Linked DNA regions of Mus musculus: region 1 is linked to region 2. A link is a loop called in an ENCODE intact Hi-C map of the cell type or tissue named here. Cell type or tissue: left cerebral cortex. All regions are shown on one strand. Links, peaks and the distances in the headings refer to the core of each region. The heading gives the core; the rest is flanking DNA. Region 1 overlaps Zranb3 (zinc finger, RAN-binding domain containing 3). Region 2 overlaps Zranb3 (zinc finger, RAN-binding domain containing 3).

Region 1 (11,211 bases), core at 2,250-10,249, 58 kb after region 2:
GAAATTACAGATATATAAAATATATAAACAGATGTAACAGTTTAACTTTGGTGGTATATAAAATAATAATGTATAATATCACAATTGATGAAGTTTTAGATTTCATATAACCATAAATGTAAACTTCTTTATCACACTCATTTTTTTTTTTTTTTTTTTTTTTTTTGGTTTTTCGAGACAGGGTTTTTCTGGGTAGCCCTGGCTGTCCTGGAACTCACTTTGTAGACCAGGCTGGCCTTGAACTTAGAAATCTGCCTGCCTCTGCCTCCTGAGTGCTGGGATTAAAGGCGTGAGCCACCATGCTCGGCTTTATTATACTCATTTTAAAATTGTGTTCTAATGCAGTCTTTTCCTATTCACATATTGATACTGAGGAGCATGTTATAGTTCCCTTAAACTTTATTTCTCTCTGCATTAAGGTGGATTCTTTATTTGAAATTACATATGGATATATGTGGCTATCCCTATGAATTTCTTTCCAGTGCAACAAGGGGCTATTGTATATTGATTATGATAAGAAGGCATTAGGACAACAGGGCTGAGAAATACCGCTCGCTCTACAATATCAGGCTTTCTTCACTTACAGCTACTGTGCAGTAGGGTTGAGTAAGGACAGTCTAAGGATGTCTGCATTTATGGAAAACATTGAATTGTTAATTAGTGCTCTTCTAAGTGGACAGAGCACAGGTCCAGGTGGGCTAACTCTTAAGTCCTACCAAACACTTCAAGGAAGAAGCTATCCTCGCTGTCAGGAAGACAGCTCAGTAAAGTGCTTGCTGTATAAGCATGTGGACTGGGCTTTGGTCCTCAGGACTCGCTGTTACAATTCTACATACAGCTTTTCCTTTGGTGACATGACGACAAAAGCCTAATTAATTCCCTTAACCTGTGTCAGGTCTTTACATATGGACTTATTCCCCTAAGGTCTTCTCTCAAATTCCAATAAGCTTTGTGAGATGGGACACTCTCACTTGTTTCTGTGTCAGTTGCAACCCTGAAATAATGTCTTAAATATAGCAGGCAATCAATAACTCGAGGCATTAGTGGAGCTGAATGTGAAAGTCTCTCATTACTCTGGTTACCCTTTCTCAGATACATTACACTTTTATTTGTTAAAATACTCAAGGAACAAGGATGACAGCAACAGACATGCTAACATGGAAGGAGGAAAGCTCTGGGCTTCAACCCTAGACAAAAAACTACAGCCTACCAAGGACTGCTGAGAGTGGGAGACGTGGTCGTCCCGGGGAAGAGCACACCAACTGGTTATCCAATAGCAAGTGGTCAGCCATGAAAACATACACATGCCAGTATCACATGGACTGAGGAGGTTGTACGAGCATTTAGGAATATACACACACAGCAAAAACTAAAGAAAAAGAAGCCATGACTTTGAGGGGTGGTGGTGGTAGATGGGAGGTAATGGAGGGAGAAAGGGGAAAGAAGAAATGATTTAATTATAAACTCAAAAAATAAATAAAATTAAAAATGCTTTTTCTTTTCTGTCTTTTTTTAGTTTTGTGGAGGCAGAGTTTCTCAGTGTATCCTTGGCTATCCTAGAGCTTATTGTGTAGACCAGGCTAGCCTCATACTTACGGAGAACCACCTGCTACTATCTCCTGAATACTAAGATTAAAGATGTGTCTCACCACTGACCGGTAGGGACAATGCTTCTTGAGAGACGACTTAATTCCGATAAACAACCACCAATCTATCCTTGTTCTTCTTGTCCTATAAGCCTCTAAAGTCTACTCTCAGCACCCCACTTTCACAGCCATAATCTTGTCTGAACCAGCTCTACCTGGAACACTAAAAACTTCTGCGCTCGGAGGCTGAGAGATGGCTCAATACTGAATAGAGCTTTCCGCTCTTGCAGATGACACAAGTTCATTTCTTTCCTGTGTCAGATGGCTTTCAATCACCTGTAACTGTTAACTACAGTTCCAGGGAATCACTGTCTCTGGCCTCCGAAGGGATCCGTACTCATGTGCACAACATCCTCTCCCCAACATATACATAAGTTAAAATAATTCAAGTAAAACTGTGTTTTAGAAAATGGTTCCCTTTCTGCTCCAGCCACGTGGCTTGCCTTCTTCTCTACTATCTGCCAAGGTGATGCTGGACCCTGCAGGACAGCATCTCAGACATGCTGTACAAGATGTTCTGATCCAAAACATGGGAGGAAAGGACAGAGAGAGGTGTTCTCAACAAGTTGAAGATCTTACTACACGTTGCAAGGACACCACAATCCTGTTAGTAAAATGTCAGAAAGAATATCGATGTTCCTCCTATGGGGCTACAAACCCCTTCAGCTCCTTGGATACTAGATCTCTAGCTCCTTCCTTGGGACCCTGTGCTCTGTTCAATGGATGGCTGTGAGCATCCACTTCTGTATTTGTCAGGCACTGGTAAAGCCTCTCAGGAGAGAGCTTTATCAGCCTCCTGTCAGCAAGCTCTTGTTGGCATCTGCAATAGTGTCTGGGTTTGGTGGTTGTTTATGGGATGGATCCCCAGGTGGGACAGTCTGTGGATGGTCTTTCCTTCAGTCTCTGCTCCACACTTTGTCTCTGTAACTCCTCCCATGGGTGTTTTGTTCCCCCTTCTGAGGAGGACTGAAGCATCCATATTTCATTCTTCCTTCTTGAGTTTCATGTGTTTTGCAAATTGTATCTTGGGTATTCTGAGCTTCTGGGCTAATATCATGTGTGTTCTTTTGTGATTGGGTTACTTCACTTAGGATGATATCCTAACATGGAAACAATGTCTAACTGCTCACAATAATAATTCAGCCTTTTATGAAAGAATACAGACTGGAATATCTTAAGGAAAGGGAGGAAAAATGGGAACTCCTACTGAGGAAAGGCTCCAGAAGCTCCCAACAAACATGTAGGCAAATACTTAGGTGAGGCGGGAACCTCTGTATGTGTGGAAAGCATTTATAATGTCAACCACTGACTGGAAGTAACAGACAGAAACAATGTTTACTTTATCCTCGTTGTGAAAATACTGATATTTTATGAAATAAAAGTCTTTAGGAGGAGAAACTAAAATAATAGTTCTGGTTTCTACTCATTCTTTTATGGCACCTGTTCCTCCACCCCATTCTCTCCCCTTCTCACTACAATGCCCCAGGCAAGCGCTGCCTGTTTTCCTTGTCCAAATCACCCTTCCCCTTCCTGTTCTCACACCTGCCTTTCCAAGCTGATCTCTGAGTCTTCCCAGGATAACTAAACCCCCTAGTCTTTCAGGCCCTAGATCTATCTAAGTCGATACCAAGCTCCCAATACAAGTCAGATCTGACTCTAGGCAATCTTCTGGGATAAACCACGTTGCTGTGGAAATACACCACTGAGAACACTGGCTCCACTACTAATCTGTTTATGATCGCAAATGGCTACTTAGCATCACTAGTAAGCCTGTGGTCCTAATCTCACCATCTTAGTTCCTATCCTGCAGAAGTTTAGATCACAGAAACTTTCAAATTCTTATTGTGTTCAAAGACACAATAAACTGCCTCTCATAAAAAAATGTCCTGAGATGCAAGCCCTGTCACTCTAGAACCTATGGTACAGGTCCAATAATATGCCACTTCTCGATGCAAACTCCCTCACTGAAACCATACTACAATCTCAATAATACACCACACAACTATAAAAAATAGTTATTTATATACTATAACAAACATTTATGTAGAAAAATGGTCAATATTATAAGGGACAAAAATGCTAATATTTTTAATATAATAATCTCTTTTTCAAAAAATATGAATTTGTTTACTCTTCTATTAGTTTTGGACCATATAAAAATATAGCCCTGAAAACAACAAGGAAACTTGTAAATCTGATCACACATGACCATGCCACACTTTATAACTTTACAGTGCCGAGGCTAAAAAAAGAGGTGGAGAACATTGGTGAATGGGTATAGAGGTTTAGATTAGGGTGACAAATGTGCTAGAAATTAAAAGCTTTGTTTTACAACAATATGAATGTATCTAAAGATACCAAATTATATACTTAAAATGGTAAAATAGTACATTTTCTTACGTATTATTGCAAACCAATGCCTGCAGAAGACACAGAGAAGGGGAAGACACCCACAATGTCTTCCTATTACATTCTGATGAACAAGACTGTAATTTGACTCCTACCTAGCCCTATCTTTATCTAACTCCTGACTAACTGTTTTTGTCTAGAGACCTTGGTTTAGCTCAGAATATTCAGCTGAATATTTAGTTCCTCAAGGGCACAGTGGTCTCTCTTGTTCTGGTTTTAGCATATAGAATTTCCACTTTCTGAAAAGGAAAGGAATATATTTACTCACAGGATGCTTCTGACTGTCTTGACTGGTTCACATTGGTACACCCGGCCATCAGGCCTTTCCTCTTCCCATCCTCACATGACAGTCATCTATAATTACCTGGTTAGTGCCAGACGTGACAATTCAGTGAAAGCTTGAATCATTTTGATCCCTAGAGCATGAAGGCTTATACATTTTGGCTGAATGTATGTCTGTGCAGCACAAGCATGTCTACTGTCTGCAGAGGCCGGAGGAGGATGTTGAATCCTCTACAACTGAAGTCATAGATGGTCATTTATTGTCATGTAGGTGCCAGGAATCGAACCTAGGTCCTCTAGGAGAGCATCCAGGACTTTTAATCACTAAGCCATCTATCTAGCCTCCTAAAAATAATTTTTGAACAAATGGATTAATTTAAAAAAACAAGCTAGAGGCAGTAGGTGGGATAAAATGACCTCATACACCAACTCAATATAGAATGATTCAAAATCAGAAGTCTTTCCAAACACAAATACAGAATTTATATCACATCTTACTTAACTATTCCTCAAACAGACGTTGAGTGCTCAGTATATTAACTATTTACTTCACAACTGAGCCATGTGCTCAAGGAATAGACAGCCCTGTATTTAGCCAGAGGCAGAACAGTAAATGACGCAGTGCTGGAGAACATATGGAGGTGAGCAGGACCCTGATTATGCTAATAATGGACATAACACCTTGAGTATATACTATCAAGTAGCATTTCACCGTCTCAAGAAAATTTAGACAACCAATTCTCCTTAGTAGAACTGGTATAGAATTTGATGTGTTCCCACACAAAAAACTGAACCCAGAGCCCTGTACATAAGTGTTGTAGAGGGGCCTGGTGCTGTTCTTGTGAACCAATCCCCTAATGACTAAAGGAGCCAATCACTGGGCGAATAGGTGGGACTTCTGGGTTGGACAGAGGAAGAGAAGGAGGAGGAGAGAGGTAGGTCTTTTGGAACAGGGATAGCATGAGGGTAAGATGTAGCTGCTAGAGTTTCACTAGAGGAATCAGATTAAACAGGGCTTACAAGAGAGGGTTTTAGTTGTAGCGCCCAGAGATTGAGCTACCACTGTTTCTGAGCTAAGTTTGTGTGGTGTTTTTCTTCTTGAAGTGATTTGACTGGGTTCCAGAGAGAAGGTACCGCAGCAAGGTGCGTAGATTTGCCTGATGTGTGCCACAAAGGCCATGGGGTGGGGGATTTGAAGCATTGGCGTGGTAGCGACCCGCCAGTGGGAACCAAGTGAGCTGGGTGAGAAGTTTCAGGACCTTCCGGGCCAGAGTCTCCACCAGATAAGAAAAGGCCAGCTAGTCCCCTGGGGCTGAGAGTAGCTGGGCATAGTGCTGGAACCTGTCAGTTCATTATTTTAAATAATAATAATTTCCTACAACACATAAGACGCAAGCACAATTTCCCCAGATCTTCTTGGGACACTTTTAAGTTCTAAGCACAATGTAAGAGAGGACAGATATGTCTTCCCAAAGCATATTTTTGTTTTTAGTTCAAGACAGTGTCTCACTATGTAACCCTGGCTGGCCTAGACTTCATTGTGCAGACCAGAATAGCCTCAAACTCAGAGATCCACCTGCTTCTGCCTTCCCAGTGCTGATATTAAAGGCTTGTGCTATCACACCTGGCTCACACGATGCTTGGCCGGGTTATTCACAAGTCTTCCTTTTATAAGCACTGGAACATTTATTAAAGGTGCCACTTCTGAAGTCTCTCATGTTGCCAAGAAAAATGTGGAAAAATATAAAAGGAAATAGAAACTGGGGTAAGTGATTTAACCCCAGAAGGTGCACAAGGGTCTAAGTGGGCTCTATACCTTCTCTCACTTAACTACTGTCGATCAATTTATTCACTGTGCTTCATTCTCCAGATTTTATTTGTATTTATAGCTACCTCTAAATAGAATCCACTAGAGTGACTACCATGTGGCATTCTGAGTAAGGGTACTCTGCTTGAGTAATCTCTTTTCTCTGTGCCTCTCAAATCAAATGGGGTCTGTGGTGTTTGGTTACTTAGGCCCTAAGATCGTTCGTTCTTCAGATTCCATCTGCATTAGCATGCTTCTTTAGGCTGTTACTCGGGAATTTAATAAACTTTTTAAAGACAAAATGACATCTTGATCGAGCACTTCACTTAACTTTTATTTTGAATGCAGCATGACATTTTAAATATAAAATATGGGTCTAGGATGGAATAACGATCCATAATTTGCATTCTCTAAAATTATAGTGTGAAAATGACACCTTTCCAGAATAAAAACACTGTGGAAGAAAATATAGCATCCCACAGCCTAACTTAAAATGCCAGGAAATGCCTTGATCTGAATCAAAGCTTATGGAACCACAGTGCTTTCAAGGTAAAGAAATAAAGGATTAGAAAGACTTCAGAAATGGATGTAGAAGAAAACATCTTCAAAGGGCTAGAGAGGGTGCAGCCCTTACACATACATGAGGTTCTTACAGAGGACCTAAGTTTGGCTACCAGAACCATGCTGGATGGCCAAACCTCAGCTCCAGAAGATCTGATTCCCCTGGTCTCACCTCCATGGTTACCTGCGCTCACAAGTGCACAGACCTATTCAGACATTCAGATGTCCACATAATTATAAAGAAAGAAAACGCCTTTGAGAAGCACAATGTTGATCTTGAAACGACTAACAAGCAGGAAACAGAACACAACCTACGCCATCACACATTTCACAGAGATGAAATATTTCTCTTCGAAATACTATTTATACTCATAAGTGAGGTGCACACTTCTGCTCTCATATGACAGATATTAATCAAAAAACAGACTGTAGGACAGACACACAAATTAAACATTGAGCCTGAGATTTCAAAAACTCAGGCACAGTCTTGCTCTGTGCCTCCAGCTGGTGGATCAGGTGTAAGCTTTCAGCTACTGCTGTAGCTCATTCCTGCTGGTCTGCCTGCTGCTACCTTGTTCCCACCATGAGTCACTGTAAGCAAGCCCTTAATTAAATGTTGTCTTCCATAAGTTGCTATGGTAATGGTGCCTCTTCACAGCAATAGAACAGGAACTAAGACATCATTGTAACACCAAAACCTGGCTCATCTCAACCTGACACCTCACACAGTCAAATGGAAAGCAGGACAACACACCTCCATGCATATACTCAAGAATAGACATATTTTCTTTCAGCCTTGACATGGATGAAGGCAAGTCTAGCCTCTAATCATTCACCTGCTTTCCTTCCCAAGTGCTGGCATTGAAGGCACGTGCCACCATGCCTAGGTATTTCTTTTACATTACAGGTAGGCTACCCAGGCAGGGCTTTACTTTAAGGAATTCTTCCATAGGTGCAACAAGTTTGCAAACCACGGGAATAAGGAATGGCTAACAGTGTTTAATGCTCAGAGTTTTAAATATGTCCAGATAAAGGCTTATGGAGAACGGTCATCTTACCTGACATGTGCATTGCAGTATCTTTTAGCATACTCAATCCAAGTTCCAAATTTTTGTGGGAAAAGAGCCTCAATCTGCATGAAAAGCTATAACAATACAAATATCCTCAATTACAATATTCTCAAGTAAGTTATTAGGATGATAAAAGAATTTAATAAAAATGGTAACAGGCATAAAAGTAAAAATGCTTCTTCCTCAAAGACTTTCCTTCTTTTTCACACCACACTATCCATTCTTCAAGGATAATAATTCTCTTTTTCTAAATATAACATATATATACAGTCACAATTTAAAAAAGATTTCTCTCTAGCCCCTGTATATGTATGTATGTATGTATGTATACACATATAGACAATCATAATATTATGGTACAACTAAAATCTTATTGTAAAAACATCAGAGGCAACTTTTAATTTTAAGAGGTATATAAGCAATATACTATAATAATAAAGAATCCTTAAAAGGATGAATAACCATTATTGTGTCTATGTGATAAAATAGTCAAACAGATGCCTGATAATGAATGAATAGGCTGTTTCTGTCTTTTAAGCAGTTATAAATATTAGTAATTTCACAATTATATTTGTGTATCCATGCTACACATGAGTACTAGCGATCTGTTCATCTATCTATCCACCTGCTTACATACATTTGTTTGAAATGAAGTATTTATGTAGTCATTATATACCCTGGCTGACCTCAACTTCCACCCTCCTGCCTTTACTTCCAGAATGCTGGGATTAAAGGCATGTGCTACCAGACACATTCAAGCTGCATTTTCATTGGATGAATTTCATATGTTATAATTTTAGAGATAAACAGTTGGTGTGAGGGGTAAAGCACAGAGCCTGAGGCATGGTAGGCAATTGCTATACCACTAAATCTAATCTCGGGTGCATGGAACATGGCATGCATGTTCTTTTCTTCTCTTTTGACATAAATATCTCTGTGTGTACTGTGCATGTTCATGTGGTAGCTTCTGCCATTGGCGTCTTTTTGAATCATTTTGTACTTTATGAATTGAGTGAGTCTCTCACTGAACCTGCATTTCTGCTGGTCTGGCTTGCCAGCTGCTGGGGGATTCTTGTCTTCTCCTCCCACACTGGGCTTATAGCCTGCTGCCACACTGGGCTTATAGCTGCCACACTGGGCTTATAGCTGCCACACTGGGCTTATAGCTGCCACACTGGGCTTATAGCCTGCTGCCACAACTGCTCGGCTTTTATGTGGGGTCCGGGGACTTGAACTGCCCTCACATTCGTGCATTAAGTATTGTACCGCTGTGCTATCTTCCCAGCCTAGATGTATACTTTGAATACTATGTAAATTTGCCACTTGGGCCAATAGTATCCTTGTGTAACTTTTCTTTTCACGACCCTGATAGGCTGCACACAATAACAATTTACTGTCAGGTTTAATAGGCTCTTTAACATAATGTTTTTATTGATATGATTAATATAAAGTTCACTCTTCAAGTATGAAATTCAGTGGCTTTTAGCACAGTCACAAAGTTATATATCAACCACTACTATTTACAAAAGGTTGTTACCATCTTAAAAAGAAACCCACCTCCATTAGTAGTCAAAGCCCTCTTCCCTTCCCACCAGGTCCTGGCAAGCACTAGCTATTTTTTACTTTCATGAATGTTTCTATTCCTAGGACTTCATATTTAAAAAATCATCCCCAGTACAGCCCTTTGCTGTGTGCACCTGTGTCAACATGAAAACAAAGATTTTCAATCAACAACTTAAATTCCCAGCTAGAAAGGGAAGAACACGCTAAATGAAAAGGCAAGCACCAAAGAAAAACACTATAAGCATTTTGATGAAAATAAAGGAGAAAATAAGAGAAAATTAGCAAACACAAGTCTGTTTTAGGAACAATCAATAACGCTGACTAAACTTTGGTTAGATAAGGAGTGAGACAAAAGCCTACTGAAGTTAGGAATACAGAGGATGATCACCACCATCACAGAGATACAAAGGATAAACAACAGTGTGCCAGCAAATCAGATTCCTCAGATCAAATGGTCAGAAAGAACTAAGAGTGTCTGAAAAAGACACTCAACACGTGGCTGTTCCTAGACTAAGTTCCTCTAGTCTAGATAGATACCTCACCTGGCCTGTAACAGCCTTTAGTTTGTTTCTACTTTCCAAAGTGGAGCTACCAAAGTAAAAAAGAACTACAGAAAAATTCTGCAAGGGAGTATAAACAGATCTCTAAAGGGAGCTCACTGGCCAGCTAGCCCAGAGAAATTGGAGCTCCAGGACCAGTGGGAGTCCCACTTCAAAAAAAGAAGGTAGACAGCAGATAAGACAGACAGTAGAAATTCCTTCACAGGTACAGGATTTTCTCTCTCTCTCTCACACAACACACAAACATATATGTAAATGTAACTTTTATTCTCCTATAGTCATTGTTGTCTCTGAGGCTTACTGCCTCTATCTGCTAACCTAGGCCTAGTCCTGGAAGCTTCTAATTTCTGTACAATCTAATCGAGGCCTATCATGTTTTCAGCCTCTGAGACTTACTACTGAATAAGCTCACCCTTCTTAGTTCTTTCTGATCTCTGGGTGGCTGATTCAATTCAGTTGTTCTGGTTCAAACTCCTCTCCAAAATGACTGATTCACACTGGCTCCTCTCAACTTCTGACTGAATTGCCCTGCTTGGTCTCAAACTAACTCCAGAACAAGTATTAATCTTCTGGCTCCTTCTCATTCTCTGGCTCATTTTGTCTTAACATATGTCTAGCTTGTTCTCTCTCTGCAACATGTCTCTCTAAAACTGTCCCAGTAAAAGTGTCTCCTCTCTCTTAAAGCAGCTCTCTTTCCTCTCTGTTCTCACGAGAGTTGGGTGTATCCTACTCTGTCAAACCTCTATCTGATTTGTAACTTTGTCTGCCACTCAACTGGGCATCACTTTCAAACATGGGTGTTTCCTCCTACAAACTAACTTTACCTCCATTATTTGGGATGAAAGGTGTGCACTAAGTGTGTGTGTGTGCATTCCAGTCAGAGTAGTGATACTGCTTGATTAAAATCTCCCTCATACACACACATACAGAGTAGATCAAATTTCAACCTTAAGATGTTTTTATACAAACTAGATAAAGTAAGTAACAAAAGAGCAAATGTGAACAACATTACAAATATGTACTAAATAGATTTTATAATAGCTGGATTAAAGCACACCTTTAATCCTACCACTCAAGAGAAAGAAGTAGGCAGATTGATATGAGTTTGAGGCCAGCCAGAACTATATAATAATACCTTCAGTCAAAACAAACAAACAAGCAAATAAAAGAAAGAAAAAAGAAGAAAAGAAAATAAAGAAAAAGAAACCTTTTAACCATATTTGTAAATATGGTTAAGACTTAAAAAAAGACAGATTTTTAAAAATCCAGTCATAATAAAACATTGTTTAATCATTGATCGTGCCCTGGAAATT
Region 2 (11,211 bases), core at 1,908-9,907:
AGCTCTCAACAAGAGCTTGTGGGGCCTTCCACACATTTTCATCACGCTGAAAGCTCCTCAGACTAAATAAAGTGAGAACTTTGCTAGCCTAGGCTTCTGCAGGGGTCCGAGTGTTCACTCCACAAAGCCTTCTCTCTAACTTTCAGCACAGAGGGGCTTTGGGGGGTGGGGGTGGGGAAGGTGGAGATGCCGGTGGGGCAGGGACTTGGGAGGTTATAAAAACGTTGCTTCTTACAGGGATGAGTTTTATCTTTGCAACAAATCCTCCCTACATTTTCCAGCGGAGGAAATGAAGCCGAGAGCAGCTGTGCCCAAGATCACACTAAACAGTAACAGGGAAATCAAGGTCTCTTTCTCTGAATTCATAACGAGTCCACTTTACCTCATGTTGTCTTTAGATTTCACAAAGGAATTTGATGCCAAGCTATGTGGAGGCAAAAAACTGAGTTTCTATCTTACTGTTAAGGATGTCCACTGTCTTGTATCTTGTGGGACAGGATCTACCTGACACTTACCTTGGTATAGAGGTGGATCCGGTCGGTGTTTCTGCTTGCACAAAACATGAAGGTCTCACGCACTGGCAGAGTGCCTGAATTATTCAACTGCCCTAATAAAGAAGACAAAGAGATGCGGAAAGGCCTGTCTACTCTGTCTAAATTAGATTATTTGGGGTTCTGGAGAGATGGCTCAGCAGCTGAGAAATTTTCTGTTCTTTCAGACGACTGGAGTTTGATGGCCAATACCCACTTGAATAGCTCACAAATACCTGTAACTCCAGCTTATTGGCCTCTTCTAGCCTCTGATCATCCACTCACACATGGTTAAACACATGCTCAGACACATAAATAAAATAAAATAGCTTTTTTACTATTCTGCAAGGTAGAATGATGAATAGCTATATATAAAAAAACCAACACACTTGATCAGCAATTCATGTCTAGACCTGAAATAACTAACTCCCAAGGTAGGTCATCTAAGAACATCAGCATCTACAGAAAGTGGGGCTTTCTTTGCTAATGACTGAACAAGAAGCAAACAGGTTCAGACTCAGCTGAAAAGATATGAGTTGGTCAGAAGGGACCCTTCCCTCACCCAGAAGTCATTACCAAACTTGAAGGGTTTAGAGTCTCTCCTCGCTGCTGAACATATTGCATCTGGGACTAAACAGTCCCCATTTGATTATCAGCATCAGGACAGCTTTGCCGAGTGCCACTGATGTGCCTGGTTCCCTGTGGCTGCTGTCTCATCCACAAGGAAATGACTAGACATGCTAATTTCCTAATCATTACTTATAAGTATTTTCTTAGTCTCTTCACCCAGAACTCTTCAGGAGAGACAAAAATTATGGAAGCAAGTCTACATAATAACTACAGTCAAATATGCTGAGGCTGTAGCTGAGTGGTAGAGTATTTGTCTAGCATGCCCAAAGACCCTGGGTTGGATCCCCAGGACTACTAAATCAACCCCCTCAAAAACACAGGTTAAATAATGAATGCAGTTAATGCCTTCTAAACACATCTGGCCTAGGAAGCGTGCTAACTACTGTCCTGAGTGCATCTCTCACAAACAAAAAGCACATTTTAACAGGAGGAATCTCAGCACATTAACCTGCTCAAGAGTAAGAGGGGCTCCAGAGTTTGTACTCTTAAAATGAATTTATTATTTGTATTTACGTGTATGGTGTATGGGTGTACCTGTGTGAATTTATGTGCACTGTGTTCATGCAGATGCTAGTAGAGGCCAGAGAGCACTCGATCCTGATGATTGTGAGCCACCTGATTTGGGTGCTAGGAACCAAAGTCAGGTCACTCTTGGTCACCTGCTGTCTCTCTAGCTGCAGAGCTTATATCTTAGCTCAGTGTCAGTGACCTCTGAATGTTCTAGAAGCTCGGCTCTGCTTGTCACTCCACTAGGCAATGTCATCAACATACTAGTTTTCTAGTCTAGGCCTTGGCTACTTTATAAATCCAGTTTGCGACTTATGTCTATAAATGAAAAAGAAACAAAAGGCCCCAAGAACTAGAGATTGAAAGGGCAAGGTAAACATGGTCAGGGCACAATATGCACATATGGAACTGTCAGAGTGAAAAGCCACTAGCTTGCACAATAGTGCATGTTAATGACTAAAAAACATTTCTGAAATTAGTGTCTGATGTCCAGTGATAACAATGGCATGTTGCAATCATTATCACCTAGGTGGTAGCTGTGAAGTTGTCTGAGCCCATGTGAGCTCAGTCATAGCTACAATGCTACTGTCACTCAAAGCCACACAGGATGTACAAGCAATGCTATTATATGTATTGAATTTATTACTCCAAGACTTCCACATACTTTTCAGTATGGGGCTGGGGAGATGGCTATGCAAGTCAGCTGACCTGAGTTCAGTCCCTGAGTCCTACAGTAAAGAAGGAAAGCGAGAACCAACTCCACCAAGCCATCATCTAGCTTCCTTCCACGCATGCGCCATGCGACACTCATGCCCCTCAGCCATCACACACAAAATGATAATGATAATAATAATAATAAATTAAAAGGTATTTTTTAGTATGTTCTGTAATCAAAAGGAAAAAGGATAAGTATGAAAAAACCAGGTTACAGAACAGGAGAACACAGGTTTCAAACCGCAGAAGCAAATTCTTAGAAGAATGACCGACCTCTCCCACGAGGAAGCTGTTTTATGTTTGGTTTGTGGACATGTGAATAGGGTCACCCATTATATACCACACAAACAGCTGGAGGCTGAAGACACTGCTGGTCTGCACCCCTCGGGACAAACAAAAGTCACAGTCAGAGGTGGCATGTTGGGTTTTGTCTAAGGTACCGTGTCACCGTTTAATGAGAGCTGTCTGCCGACCGTGGTCAGGAGAGCGCTTTGTAATCAGCGTGTCTTTATATTTGAAGATCTATGCGTTAATGTGTAAAGATAGAAATCATTCTTTGATGGAAGATATTTATAAGGTCAGTGCCATAGTAGCTGATAGTTCTTGGGGGCTGAGAGTTGCACTATGGGAACATACCCTCTTCAGTGTTTCCACGAAGCGTTGTTTGATTGTTTGAGACTATAGATGGGGCTGATGCTGACACAGCTTCCCTCCCAGTCTGCATGTTTCTAGTTAAAATGGAACTACAGCTCCAGAACAGCATGGATCTGTCTGGCTCTAAAAGAGGGAGTAGAAAGAAAAATACAAACAAACAAACAAACAAACCTTCTTCCAGTTGGTTTCTCACGGAAATCCACATTTACTGGAAAGATCTGTAATGTATCTCTTGGATTTGTTCAGGTTGATGAGCTGAGAGCTCAGGAGGAAGGAAGCAGGGACAAGCACAAGGGAAATGCTAGTGTGCCTGCAGTGGATGAGGATGGTACAGATGTGCAGGTTGTGTGGACTTATTAAAGTGTGTGTGTGTGTGTGTGTGTGTGAGTGTGTGAGCACACGTGCAGGTCAGAAGACATTCTGCTATGTGGGTCAAACTCTTGTGGTCAGGGTTGGTGGCAAGGGCCTTTTCCTACCTACTTGCTGGGCGCAGCCTTGGTTTTTTGAGACAGGATTTCTTGTAGTCCAGGCTGACCTTGAATTCACTATGCAGCTGAGAACAACCTTGAACGTCTGTCTTGCTGCTGCTACCTCCCAGTGTGTACCGCCACACCTGGTTCATGTTTATGCCCAGCTAGCAACCCAGCATTTCCTAGCTCAGCTGACAACTGTCCAACAATTCTCAGACTAGCTCACCGAGTGTACACCATCCTGGGTCCTAGGCTTCACTGGCACCTGGGGATTGGTCTTGCAGCCAGAACAAAGAAACTAGAGACACACAAGAAGAGAAGCCCTCTGACTGCTGACTACTGTGTCTATTTAAAGGCTATGAAATCAGATCAGACAGCATGTACTCCAAGACACTTCTTGGGAAGACTCTGAGAGAAGGAAAAGGAAGGCTAAGGAGAAAAGAAAAGAGGAACCCCCCACCCTGTTTTGTTTTGAGATAGTTTCCCTGTGTAGACCTCAAACTCAGAGATCCACCTGCCTCTGCCTCTTGAGTGCTGGGATTAAAGGTGTGTGTCACCACTGCCAGTTAGGGTTTTTGTTTTTTGTTTTTAAAGATTTATTTATTTTATGTATGTGAGTATACTGTAGCTATCTTCAGACACACCAGAAGAGGGCATCTGATCCCATTACAGATGGTTGTGAGCCACCATGTGTTTACAGGGAATGGAATTCAGAACCTCTGGAAGAGCAGTCAGTGCTCTTAACCACTGAGCCATAAATGAACATTTCATTTTGAAGCTATGAATCTTATTCCAAGTTGTATCAGTGTTAACAGCTGTTAACATAGAATGTTTTTAGGGGCCTCATCTAACAACTTGGAATGGTTTTAAGATGTATACCATTCTGCATGTTACTAAGTACGTCAAAAAAGACATGGATCCCAATTTACTCAGCATTTGTCAGCTGGCCCATGTACAACTACAGGCTGGCATTTAGTGACCACCATTGCTATAAGCAATGCAAACACGAACAAGCAATAAGTAACAACACCAAGGGCTGATTCATTTGGTGTCTGTATCTGTGTAGAATGTATCTGCCCCTGAATGCTGGGTTTAAAGGTGAGCATGTCACATTTAGTCCTGCACATGGGTGGTGAGGCTCAAACTCAAGAGTATATGCTTGCAGGGCAGGGCAGTCTATGCTTACAGGTTTACCCACTGAACCATCTCCCCAGCCCTGTTCAGAGAACACTGAAACACTTTCCTTGTTTCTTAAAGAAAAAAGAAAGAAGAAGAAGAAGAAGAAGAAGGAGAAGGAGGAGGAGGAGGAGGAGGAGGAGGAGGAGGAGGAGGAGGAGGAGGAGGAGGAGGAGGAGAAGGAGAAGGAGAAGGAGAAGGAGAAGGAGAAGGAGAAGGAGAAGGAGAAGAAGAAGAAGAAGAAGAAGAAGAAGAAGAAGAAGAAGAAGAAGAAGAAGAAGAAGAAGAAGAAGAAGAAGAAGGAGAAGCAGCAGCAGCAGCAGCAGCTTGAGCTTAGCCATCTAAGAGCATTCACTGCAGAAGAGAGTAACGATTTGTTACCTGGCTGCTGGTTCTCTCTCAGTCTGATTCCTGTGACCTGATGCACTACCCAAATAAAAACAGCTCTCTCCCTGTCAATGAGCTTGCTGTGGTTGGGCAGGGCAATATTTTGGTGGCAATAGCAATTTACTGGTTGTGATGCAATATGGTGTTGATTCCAGGAGAGAGCCATCTGGTATTTAAAGATGATTCTGAGAATGGTGTGTGTTTTAACATAGCATTATGCATTAAGGTATCCAGAACTTATTGACTTAATTGGTTAGTTTTGAAACAGGGTCTCATATAGCCCAGGCTGGCCTCAGATCCACTATGTAACCAAGGATGACCTTGAACTTGAAATCTTCCTGCCTCTTCCTCCTGAGCGCTGGGATTATAAGCTTTGGCCACCACAACTGGTTCACACAGTGCTGGGGACTGAAGCAGTAGACTCAGGCATGGTAGCTAAGAACTCTACCAACTCAGCCACATTCCTATCCCCCACACGGTTACTATCTGAGCACTAGAGACAGAAGCAGGACGTACCAATCTCTGGCTGAGATGGCAGTCTGTCTTCCCCTCCACCTTCCAATGCCTCTTCCTTGCTATTAGCCGACTGCTCAGCTTCCAACCGTTCAGGGCATTGCCTTTCACACTCCAAACCAGCTTGATCACTTTTGGAGGTGCTTTCCTGAGCAGCGTCTTCATCATTTTTGTTGTTATCCTGAAGATGGTTGCGGCCAGCTAGGATTACAAAAATACAGTAATTTAAATGTAACAAGCACAGACTAAAGGGTCACAGCTCAATTTTATTAAAAAAATAAAGTTAACAATGTTTATTCAGACTTATAAAATATTTATCAGGAAGGGACTGTTTGCCTTGCCTTCTGAAGGTTCCTTTCAAGATGCATGGATACACAAAAATGTAATCAAACAATGAAGAATGTATCTACAGATGAGGAGGGTGGAGAGAACGGGAGGCAGGGAGGGCAGCGAGGAGAGGGTAGAATCCAGAACTGGAATGGAGCAGTCGTAGATTATTACACATAGCATAGGCCGACAGGGCCGTGCTCTGAGAGCCCTGTCTAAGCTTGGGGCTGCTGCTGAGCCTAGCCCCGGGGCTTACACCATTGGATATACTGTGGATGGAATTAGAGAGGATTATAGACCTTCAGACAGAGGATTGATGATCACAGTCTGACTCTCTTGCTCCCAGGTCTCATCATGTAGCCTTGGCTGGCTTGGAACTCATACAGATCCATCTACCTCTCCCCCCAAAGAGCTATGGTTAAAGGCATATGCAGCCATGCCTAGCTGATGCCCATTATTAAAGGGTGTTTCTGACTGTCCTGCAAGTAAAGATTCCAAAGGGGAAGAGTGGAGGATGCTACTCGGTCTTATAAAGCTGCTAATGGCTTTCAGTGGCAGCAACAGGCCTAGGCGTTGGTATAGTCATGAATTTTGGAGTTTAACAATTGAGAGAAGGTGAGGAGATCAAAGATACCATTGATACTATTTTCAAATTTTTAAATTTATTTTCATTTAATGCATATGGATATTTTACCTGCATCCATGTCATTGCACCATTTGTGTACAGGGTTCGTGGAGGCCAGAAGATGGTATCAAATTCTCTGGGACTGCAGTCAAAGACTGTTGTCCAGTTAAAGCCATGTGGGTGATGGGATTCTGGGTCCTCTAGAAGTATAGCCCAGACAAGCCCGCCTGCGCACCAAAGGTTGACATCTGGTGTCTTCTTCAGTAATTTTCCACTTTATTTTGGTCTCTCATTGAACCCAGAGTTAACTGATTTAGCTTTGCTGGCTAGCCAGCTGGTGAGTTCCAGAAATCTGTCTTTCTCAACGTTCCCAGGGTGGGGATGTATGCTGTACCTGCCTTCTGTGTAGGTGCTAAGATTCAAACTTGGGCTCCCCCCACCCCCGCCCCCAACCACCACCACTAAGACACAGTTTCTCTGTGTAGTCCTAGCTGTCTGGGCTCACTCTGTATACCAAACTCAGAGATCCACCTGGCTCTGACTCTCAACTGCTAGGATTAAAGGCAGCACCATGCCTCAGACTTGGATCTTAATGCTTATGCAGCAAGAAGCTGACTACCTCTTCAGCCCTAAGAATTCTAGCCTGGAACATGTTAACCTTGAGGGCCCCACTGGGTACCAAAGCAGAAAGATTTTGTAGGTTACATTGGATAAAACCACTCTGGCACTCAAATCAGAGATATAAAGTTGGGCAATTTCAGCTGTTGGTTGTTGATATTATCATTCAGTGTATACTATGCCCTATTGATTTCAAAGCAGCTTTCACAAACTGCAGCAACCATATGGCTCCTTTAATGCTTTTGGATTCTACTGTTTCTTCAAGAGTTTTAAGAAAGCAATATTAAAATTTTAATTAGTATTCATTCTGCCCTTTAATACCTTGTGGGTACAAACAAATCAAGGTACCAGCTCATTATGCCAATTGTAATAATGTAAACCTGAGCACTGTCGTGTTGAAACGCACTGTTACTTGAAACTCTTATCTTTTCCCTAAGCAGGCTACTTCACGCTCACAACTGGAGTTTATTTCTTCAGGTTTCTTGGCAGGCTGCTTATTCAATCATAGGTCTAGAAACTTTCACTGTTGTTCCTAGCATCAAAAGGGAAAATGAGAACTATCAAACACATAATAAACTAGGATTTTTTTTTTTCCTAAGCTAGTCACTTTCTACTCTTGCTGTGAGCTAACTTTACAAGTTGCTTTATTTTGATTGCACCAGCTGGGATTGCAGGGGGTCATGTTAACTGTGGCAAGGACATCACATGGAGAGAGTGTGTGGTTCTAGTTTTGTTTCAGAGAACAGGTGCCCACATAACAAATACAGCTACCCAGACGGCCACTTGTCAATTTTGATAGAGCTCTCAGAAGTGAGAGAGGAAAGACTCAGGTTCTGTATTCCTTCGGATTAACACTGAGAGGAGGAGGGGTGGGGAAACTATAACATTAGAGTCTCTTAGTTCTGTCCTGGTTAGAGCCTGCTGTTAGAAGAATGAATATAGAGGAGAACCACTGTGAACAACTATACCATTGTTAAAATAACCTATTTCTAGTTTCCAGAACTGTCAATGTGGCATTTTTTCATTGCCATAAAAATATTCTCTGGAACTGAAAACAGTGAGAATACTAATATTTCTGATATTTTTCTGTTACATTGTATTTATTCTGCATGCATGTATTGGTTAGATTCTTTTAATAAGACCTGAAGAAGAGCTTATGAGTTGTCAAGGAAGAAATATGGCACAATGAATACTGAGCAGGCCAAGTAGTTACAAAATGATTCTATTTAAATATAAAAACCATCTCATTTCCTTAAAAAACAAGAATATCTACTTCTTTCATAACAGCAGGTCTGTGATGGGCAGCACATTTGCTACCATAGCAACAAGGCTTCTCCTGCCCACTGAGCTCACATCCTGTTGACATTATTCAGAAATGCCCATTTGTGCCAAGTTAATGCCAAGCCAGTGGCACTCAGAATATATATTCTTGACAGAACCAGGAGTCATTCACATTCCACAGGGGATGAATCGACAGTCTTTACTCAGGGAACTTCTTATTCGATTTTAAGGGCTGTAGGCCCTGCTGAGTCATGAGGCACTTCTGTAACATTACTACCCAAAGGCTTGGGTGGTCTTTAGGGCACCCTCCCTGCCAGCCTCATCCCCACCTTCCGTACACTCACCAGCTCTGCTCCGAGGGTTCTCACACATCTCACAGTATGGAAGGCCTGGGTTGTTGAGGAATGTGCAGAAGCCACACTGCCATCCCTTCTCAGGAAGGGCTGGAGAAGCCAATGGGGGCTTGACCTCATGGACAACTTCCATGGATGTGGCTCTGGCTTGCAAGGACGGTCCTTCCTCCAGGGCACTGCTGTGGTCCTCGGTGCTCAGGGACTTCAACCTTTTAGCTTCAGGCTCACACCCATTTTTGTCAGCAGTGCTATCACTTGTAGCCATTTTTCTAGGGTCCGAGGCCACTGTAATCTTCTCCTTGAATGCCTCTGGGTCATCACAGGTCGTTTCTAACTGTCTCTTTTTCAGTTTTGGTAAGAAGAATGATCGAATATCATGCTGTTTCTCTTTTTCAAACTGAAATCAGCCAACAGTTATGAAATGGGGAAACAACTGTTCTTCCTAAATGAAAGAACTTAGCATTTTCATTAACCAGACTGACTGGAAATGAATCCAATTATAGTGTCACTCTTCATAAATACACATAACTCAGTGGAATGAACACAGTCATGCACTGAATGGATATAGCCACATACTTCCTATGTGTCTTTGCTTAGCACGTACTGTGTGCTGAACTCATTCAACCCTTATGCTAGCCCCGTGAAGGAGGCTTCGGGTGAGGAAATTAGATAGAGAAGTTATAAAATAGAAATATACTTTATACACTATCTTCCTTAGATGTGCATCTGGTAAAAAGGGGAATTGCATATGTAGAAATTTTAGCAAATAAAATAGTATTTTAAGTCAAAAACCTAGAAAAATACTTCCATGGCCAAATTGTAAACACATTGTATATAAACTACATGACACTCATATTAAAACATTATACTGACCAGGAAACATTTTTCAAATAGCATTAAAATATTTATTCTGACTACTACATGCATATGCATACACATGAATGTGCACTCCCACATGTATTTCACATACCCGCAAACATACAAACACACAGACACAAAGCACACTGACACCCACAAATGAAAAAAGAAAAGCTTTCCTTTGTTTTTAAGGGTTTCATTAACTTCTAACTTAGTATTCTAAAACTTCATAATTACGTACATCTATCTGTGTCTATATAATCTATAAGTATATGCCTCAAAATTCTACTTGCACTCAGGATACTCTATGCCACGTGAATAACATTTTTCCTCTTGTACATTTTCATGATTTCTTTGATAATTTCTTCCTTTCCATTTTGTCTTTCCTTATTTTCTGGGATCTGTTAGTCTAATGTTGGGTCTATCCTTGGCATCTAATTAGTCTCATGTTTTCCTTTTCCCTCAAAAAATATTAAGCTTTTCTCTGCTTAGCTTCCCTCTCAGGTACAGAATTTTTTAATTTGGCAGCCATGTGCATTTTTAAATATAATGTTTATTTACTATGCATAAGTATGATGTGGATCTGTGTGGACACTTGGGTGCTATAGTACACGTGTGGAGGTCAGAGGACAACTTGTAGGAGTTAGGTCTCCCTAGATCTGTGTCATCAGGCTTGGTGGCAAGTGTCTTCATTGGGTGAGCCATCTCCCCAGCATGGTAGTTGCTTGCATCTCCCCAGCATGGTAGTTGCTTGCATTTAGCATCTAACAGTGGTCTCTTGTTCCCTGGTCCTTTTTCACAGGGTTGTGCCTTCACTCACATTTGCGGTACTCAAGTCTGCAGCTCCTAGCCAGAGCTTCTGAAAGATTTTCTTCAGTACCTGTTTTAGTGCTTACTTATTACTTCTGCTAGTCCTTGCCCTTTCCTCCTCAGGCAGTCAGTGGCCCTTGGTTATGCCTTCACATAAAGCGCAACAGGGAGGAGGCTGGTGAAATGGTTCAGTAGGTAAAAGTGTGTACTGTGCAAGTCCCCAATCTGAGTGCAATCCCTGGAGACCTCAAAGGGAACCCCCAAATGCATGGGATGGAAGGGCTGCCATGGAACTCAGGACACACCGGGCTGAGCACCAAGATTTAAGAGAACATCCTGGTTGCGTGTGGGAATTAAAAAAATGTGCTGGGAGGGACCTGGAGTGATCATAACTTCTCACTCTGAACTCTCAGTTTCTGACTTATTACATACAAGACTGATGTCATCAGTTATGAAATAGGAAATACAAGGAGATAAACTGGTTAGCTGGAAGATCAAAAGAAAAGAGGGCAGGAAATAGCATGCTTAGACATATGAGGCCCAGTGGGTGCTGCAGTAAGTTTGAGGAGGGACAGGAAGGAGAGAGAATATGGATAAATAAATGAGTGGAGTATGAATGGAAGAGAGTTGGCCTGGACATCTAGGAACCACTCACATGCAGGTGGAGAAGGCAGCAGGAATGGATGTCCAGCCACATGGAGCAGATTGAGAAGGGAAGAAAAGGTGAAATGAAGACAGGAGAACATTAAGGATGGATG

Evidence for each region. A loop is a pair of places that touch in the nucleus more often than their neighbours do. Peaks named below come from ENCODE experiments on the same cell type or tissue, not always from the same donor. Only the 100,000 strongest peaks of a DNase experiment are listed, where the experiment ranks them.
Region 1: a loop joins it to region 2, with 5 times the contacts of the local background. A loop is called at or near these places in 2 of 42 quality-filtered maps.

Annotation. Positions count from the first base shown.
Region 1 is chr1:128,025,086-128,036,296 of GRCm38, forward strand. It overlaps Zranb3 (zinc finger, RAN-binding domain containing 3), which reads right to left. Exons shown (of 21, transcript NM_027678.3): 6 at 7,764-7,849. Among named protein-coding and RNA genes, the nearest start is that of Gm28800, 70 kb to the left of the region's middle. In left cerebral cortex, for the core only: no CTCF peak of the experiment used is centred there; DNase peaks (open chromatin) are centred at 4,379, 5,964, 6,617, 7,214 and 1 more place; H3K27ac peaks cover 5,732 bases.
Region 2 is chr1:127,967,363-127,978,573 of GRCm38, forward strand. It overlaps Zranb3 (zinc finger, RAN-binding domain containing 3), which reads right to left. Exons shown (of 21, transcript NM_027678.3): 13 at 8,777-9,182; 14 at 5,585-5,782; 15 at 516-607. Among named protein-coding and RNA genes, the nearest start is that of Gm28800, 12 kb to the left of the region's middle. In left cerebral cortex, for the core only: a CTCF peak has its summit at 4,162 (motif pointing right); DNase peaks (open chromatin) are centred at 6,824, 7,891 and 8,509; H3K27ac peaks cover 3,839 bases.